Regions from separate parts of the Homo sapiens genome. Here region 1 is linked to region 2. The links are chromatin contacts, found by Hi-C or POLR2A ChIA-PET in ENCODE. All regions are on one chromosome and are shown on one strand. Each heading gives the region's core, a stretch centred on a gene start or an enhancer-like site at or near the end of the contact. The rest is flanking DNA. Distances are from core to core; before and after follow the strand shown.

The links. Hi-C counts contacts between places; a loop is a spot of excess contacts on that map. ChIA-PET counts read pairs that join two places held with the same protein, here RNA polymerase II (POLR2A). Pooled maps may share reads with other maps.
Region 1: a pooled map shows a loop between it and region 2 (3-fold over the local background). The contact joins the promoter of ADCY6-DT here to the promoter of KMT2D in region 2. A Hi-C loop is called at or near these places in 1 of 50 pooled maps. POLR2A ChIA-PET finds 5 or more read pairs at or near these places in 3 of 52 experiments (OCI-LY7, activated B cell and activated CD4-positive, alpha-beta T cell).

The regions. Positions count from the first base shown.
Region 1 is chr12:48,787,455-48,790,443 of GRCh38, reverse strand. It overlaps ADCY6-DT (ADCY6 divergent transcript), which reads right to left and starts at 1,297. Exons shown (of 3, transcript NR_110019.1): 1 at 1,217-1,297; 2 at 325-459; 3 at 1-131. ADCY6 (adenylate cyclase 6) reads left to right here and starts at 1,355. Exons shown (of 22, transcript NM_015270.5): 1 at 1,355-1,538. RefSeq lists an enhancer at 2,408-2,952.
Region 2 is chr12:49,059,481-49,062,180 of GRCh38, reverse strand. KMT2D (lysine methyltransferase 2D) reads left to right here and starts at 1,387. Exons shown (of 55, transcript NM_003482.4): 1 at 1,387-2,568. RefSeq lists an enhancer at 1,320-1,569 and silencers at 1,620-2,239, 2,401-2,695.

The DNA of each region.
Region 1 (2,989 bases), core at 48-2,547, 270 kb after region 2:
TGTTGGAAACTGGCTTTCCCAACTCTTCTTTTCCTTGCCTGAAGCTCTGTCCTGGACTTAGGAATCCCAGTGGTGATTTGGAGTGGACAAGACTTGAGTCTTGAAGGACAGGACTGCAGGGAGGGCTGGTCCTGAGGAGGAAGCATCTTCAGATACCTAGGTCTTGGGATCTTGGGTGGGGAATAGGCTGCTTGGGGAAGGGCTGAATTGGAAGGAGGAGCTAGAGGTCTGACTGAGGGAATGGAGAGGGGGCCTCAAAAGGAAGCCAGGCAGGCTGCCTTCTTCCCAGCTCCAGAATGGCACCCCCTCTAAAGTCACACTCACCTACGTACATCCTGGAGTGAAACTCCTTCTCCTTTCTGCTTCCACCATTACTCTAATCCTCAAAGGGTTAACCAGCTTTCACACGATTTTCCCATCTCCCAGGTAACTTGGGCAGCTGCTCCGTGCTGGAAATAACTAAAGACCCAGTTTCTCAGTTCGTGCACTTAGCAATGCACCCCAGTAGCCCCTCCAACCCCCAGCAGAGAAGCACAGCCCTTTGGGTAAAAGATGCCTGGGGGTGAGGCTGCAAGTTGGCAGGTGCGGGGGAGGGGCTCCCAGAGAGTAGGGCGGGGGGTTGTGGGGGCGGCAGGGAGAGTGCCCCTTCCCTGGGTCCCTCCACTGGGCCCCGAGGTTCGCCTCGGGGCCGCTGCCCCAGAGACTGGGGGGAAGAGGAAAGAAGTGGTGTGCGGGCAAGCAGGCCGCACACACCTGGCGCCTTGTGGAATGAGAGCTTAATTAATTATTAAACTGAGTTCCCGCGGGAGGGCGCAGGGCCGTGACAGGCAGGGCGGGAATGGCTAGGTGGGGGCTGGGGCTGGGGCAGGGGCAGGGAGGAATTGGGGATGAAGAGTGGGCGCGGGGCGCCGGCCCAACCCCTGGGACCCTGACAGGAAGGAAGGCGACCCTCGGTGGGCGGGGCGGGGGATGTAGCCGTGAGGGGTGGGTTTGCGGGCGCGCTCGGGGACCCCCGGGGTGAGGGCGGGAGAGGAATGCCGGAGGAGGCGGCCGGGGTGAAGGGAAGGGGACCGGGCTGCGAGGTCCCCTCCCCGCGGGGTCTTGATCCCAGAACAGTAGCTGCTTGTCTTCCCAGGACTGGGGGAGGAAGCGGCCGGAGGAGAGGAGGGGGCGCGCGGAGGGAGGGGTCCCATTATTTGGCCTCCTCCGCCCCTACCCCGCTGCTAGGAAGGGGAGTGGGCAACTCGGCCCCCACTTCTGGGGAGGGGGAGGGGGATGCCCAGACAAAAGGAGCTTGTGCCTTTAAGGCGGGGAGTCCGGGAGCCAGCGGGGAGGGGACTTCTGGATCCGGGGTAGAGGGCGGCTGCGCTGGACAGCTCGGGAGGGGGCGAGGGCCGGGCGGACGGCGGACGGCGGACGGCGGGCGGGACGGCCAGGACGCGCGGGCTCGGAGGACCGCGGGACGGCCGGCCGGCCGGCCGGAGCCCGCGGGGGCGGCGGGGCGGGGGCCCAGGGCAGGCGCGGAGCCGGGCCGGCAGGTGAGCGCGCTGAGGGCTAGGGGAAGTGGCCGCTCGGGCTCCCGGTGCGCCAGGATTGGAACGCACCCGAGCGGCTCTCGACAAGAGTTTGTGGGTGGGGGCGCCGAAGCCTTGGACGGGTCGTCTCGGCAGTGTTGCCCGAGGGAGTTGGGGTTGGCAAAGGGAAGTCATGGAGGCAGTGGGATCGAGGACTCCTAGGTCCGGCGCTCGCCACCCCCGTCGCCCGCCGCCTGCCTCCCTCCACGGGGCGAGTTCCAGGCTGGCCCGGAGGCCAGGAGGATCTGGCACGTACTGGGGGAGGGGCTGGCCTGAGTTTTTTGCTGCGGGGCTGTGGGGTGTCTCCGAGTTTGGGGGAGATTCCATTTAGGGGAGAGGAACCGGCCTGGGCAGAGGGAGGGATGCCCTCTGTCTGCGGGAGTCCCTCTCCTTCCCCTCACCCAAAACCTTGGGAATGAAAGGGGTGGGGTCGGCTCCCCACATCCCCCAAGGCCTGCCGCAGGGTGGGCAGGGGAGCTGACTTTATTCAAAGCAGACTCTGGGGCTCGACTGAAAGGCTAGAGGTGGAATCAGGCGTGGGAGCCTCTTTGCCCATATCCTCTCCTTACCAGATTACCCCTGTGAGCTGGAGGGACCTGGTGGGGGTTGCATAGTAAAGGGTGATGTGGGAGCCCTCTGTAATCTTTAGGGAGAGTGAGGACTGGGGATGGGAGAAGGCGGCAGCGGGCACTGGACCGACAGATACAGGCCCTGGGTAGGCTCCTCTACATCTGGAAAGGCCCAGAATTGAAGAATTGAGGCCCATGTCCGAGTATGGTGGGTGGTGCTGGCACTGCTGGGCCCCGCCTGGGCAGTGCCTCTTACCATGAACTTTCTGAAGTCGTTTTTAATCCCCTGGAGCCTCCTTTTGCCAAGGAGGGCAGGGGCAGATGGGCCCTGGGGATGGGATAGACAGGAGGTGGCCAGGAAGGCTTGGCAAGGCAGTGGGCAGAGCCATCCTTAGGGCTGGGCCTTGGCCTTGGCTGGTTCCAAACTCTGGTCTCAGCCTGATCAGGGTTTGGGAGGGACTTGAGGTCTGGGAGGCACTGAGCCTGGGCCTGCCAGGCTGAATGGGACATGGCTGTGGCTGTGGGAGCCGGTGGTATGAAGAACAGCAGATCTGTGAGAGTGCAAATGGACCAACACTCAGGGGAGGAGAAGGTAGAGGCACAAGGCTTAGGAGCCTGACTCTGGGGAGGAGGGAGGTGGTCTGTGCTCCCAGGGCTCATAGTGATGGGTTGCTGGACAAAGTGGGTTGGGGGACCATATAGAGAAATTTTGTGGCTTGGAACAGTGCTCTACCCTGTTTCCTGCCATACCAGTCTGGCATGGGGTGCCAGAAATGTTGGGAGGCCGGCAAGTTCTGCGGGATGGGCAGTGCCTGGAGTGGAGCCCAGGGTGGGATGGTTGCAGTT
Region 2 (2,700 bases), core at 138-2,637:
TCACTGTAGAAAAGTTCTGTTGGGACCGGGCGCGGTGGCGCATGCCTGTAATCCCAGTACTTTGGGAGACCAGGGCGAGCGGATCACGAGGTCAGGAGTTCGAGACCAGGCTGGCCAACATAGTGAAACCCTGTCTCTACTAAAAATACAAAAAAGTAGCCGGGTCTGGTGGTGTGCGCCTGTAATCCCGGCTACTAGGGAGGCTGAGGCAGGAGAATCGCGTGAACCAGGGAGGCGGAGGTTGCAGTGAGCCGAGATCGCACCACTGAACTCCAACCCGGACGACAGTGCGAGACTCTGTCTCAAAAAATAAAAAAAGTTCTCTTGGACAGCATCGTAAACCCTTTCCTCACAAAGCTGGCATTGGATCGAATCTGCCTGCCTCTTTCTCCACATCTTCTTTTAAAAAAACGTAGTATAATTATTTGTAATCCTAGGAAAAACGTGGCCTTTGGTTTGAATAATGGCTCAACTTCTCACTAGATGTAGTTCTGTGGGCAATTTTACCTATTGTAGCCTTAATCTTCATCTGTAATATGGAGATAATTCCATGTAACTCATAATGAAGGCGAGGAATAACTAAGAATATATAAAGTATCTGGACATAGTTAATTTGTCTCCTTTTGTCCACCCCATGTGTGCGTTGATGCAGAAGAGGCATTCCAATGTTTTCTCATCCAGACTTATGGTGGGGGGGTGGTGCCTGCAAAGAGTATGTTTTGCGATCTTGTCCAGGACAGTACTCCGGCCAGGTAGCAGCGAGGCTACCTCAGTTTACTAAAAAAGGGACACGGGTACTGAATATCTGGAAGGACTGGAGGTGGGAGTGGGGGCACCCTGAAAAGGGAGGCTCTACCTTTATGTTTCGATGGGGAGGTGTGTATAGTGACTGTGTGGGCACCGACAGTCCTTCCTCACACGGGGGACTGGGAGTCAGGAGGAACGACTAGGGACTCGTCCAGTTTTCTTCGGGTCCCCAAACGTGGCAAGAGTCCACCCTCTGCAGCGCCAGGCGCCGTACCTCACTTTCTCCATTTGCGGACTCCAGTTCCCAGGATGCTGAGCAGCGGCCAATCTCCTGGCTCTTCTTCCATCCCCCTCCCGGGAAAGACTGCCCCTGGCCAAAGCAAGGGGCAGTTGGAACTTCAGGGACCAACGACTGCAAGGGTATGGAATTAGACAGCGGCCAGAGTCCTAGTTTCGCGGCCTGGGCGGTAAATGAGGCGGCTCCAGGGCCGCGGCGGAGAGGAGGGGGGCTTCGTTCCCACGTGTCTGCCCTGCTGCCGGCCCGGCGCGGTCGGGGTTAACCCGGAGCGGAAGGATCCCGCAGCGTGTGCGTAGAACTGCAGAGTCACAGCCTTTCCTCCGAGAGGGCGGGATCCCTCCGCCGCTCCGCTCCAACACAAAATAGGGCCGCCTCTTCTCCTTTCTCCCCCTCTCGAGTGGGGTGCCCCGGGCAAAAGGCCCCCCCGGATCTAGCGCCGAAGGCTTCACGAATCTTCACGACCGCTGCCCAGCTCTTGGGCCAGGAAATAGCCCCTTCGCAGGAACCACCCTACCGGCCGAACAGGAGGCGGAGGGGGGGAGGCGGAGCGGCGCCGCGCTGCACTACTTTCCTCTCCGGTTGCAAATGGCTGCCTCGTTCCCCACTTTCCGCTCAGTTTCCTGACCCCCCGGTGCCGGGAGCCGGGGTTGGGCCATGCACCTCTAGGCCGCCTGCGATCACAGTCAGCCGGGGGTCGAGGGGGTGCCACCGACCAGAGCCGGCCAGGCCGGGGGCGGGGCAGCTCCCGAGGCCAGAGGGGAAGGGAGGCGAGCGCAGGGCCTGGAGCGGCCGGAGGGGAGCGGGCAGAGGGCTCGCACCGCCCGCCCCTTCCTTTTCCTCGCCTACCTAGCCTCCTCCCTTCCCCGGGGGGAGCAGAAGGTGGGGGGCTCGAAGCCGCCGAGGGTGAGCGCTCGGGGTCGAGAAGCCCGGCGCTGGGTGTGTGTCAGGTTCAGCCCCGCGGCCCCGCCGGCCCCGCGTCGCCGTAGCTCGCGCGGCCCCGGGCGCCGGCCGGGGCGGGGAGAGGGGCTCGGCGCTCCTGCGAGGGTCTCACGTTCCATCCGGGCCAGGCGCGGGGCGGCGCGGCATTCCTTCCGGGCTGCTGGGGAGGCGCCTCGACGTTCCATCTGGAGAGCCTCGACGTTCCGCCCGAGCCCGGCGCGGGCGGCCGGGGCGCTGGCCGGGCCCTAGGACTGAGAGGCCGCCCGGCGACGCGGATGCGGAGCCTGCTCGCCCAAGATCAAAGCCACCGGTGCTCTCTTTGTGTCCGCTCGGGATTCGCCGCCCTGGGGCTGTCCATGGAAACCTAAACTGCTGGAACCTGAGGCAGAGAACCCCTCTTTGGCTTCTTGCTGTTTTTTTGTGGGGGGAGGGTGGCCACTCCGACCTGGATTTACCGTTCTTGGCCCCCCTAAGCCCCCCCGTGCGGGGGGCGGCTGTGATCGCTCTGGCGGTTGGAGGTCGGGGAGCGGCCCGGGCTCTGGCCATGTTCTCGGATGAGGATTTCTGGATCGCCCTGTGAAGAGGTGAGTGAAGTCCGCCCGGCCAGGGCCCAGAAAGGGTTGGACTGGGGGCACAGCCAGATGGACTATCTTAGCCGGAGCTGGCCTTTAGGTTGGAGAAGGGGGTGCCAGAGCTGGGGAGCGTTCCTTTGGCAG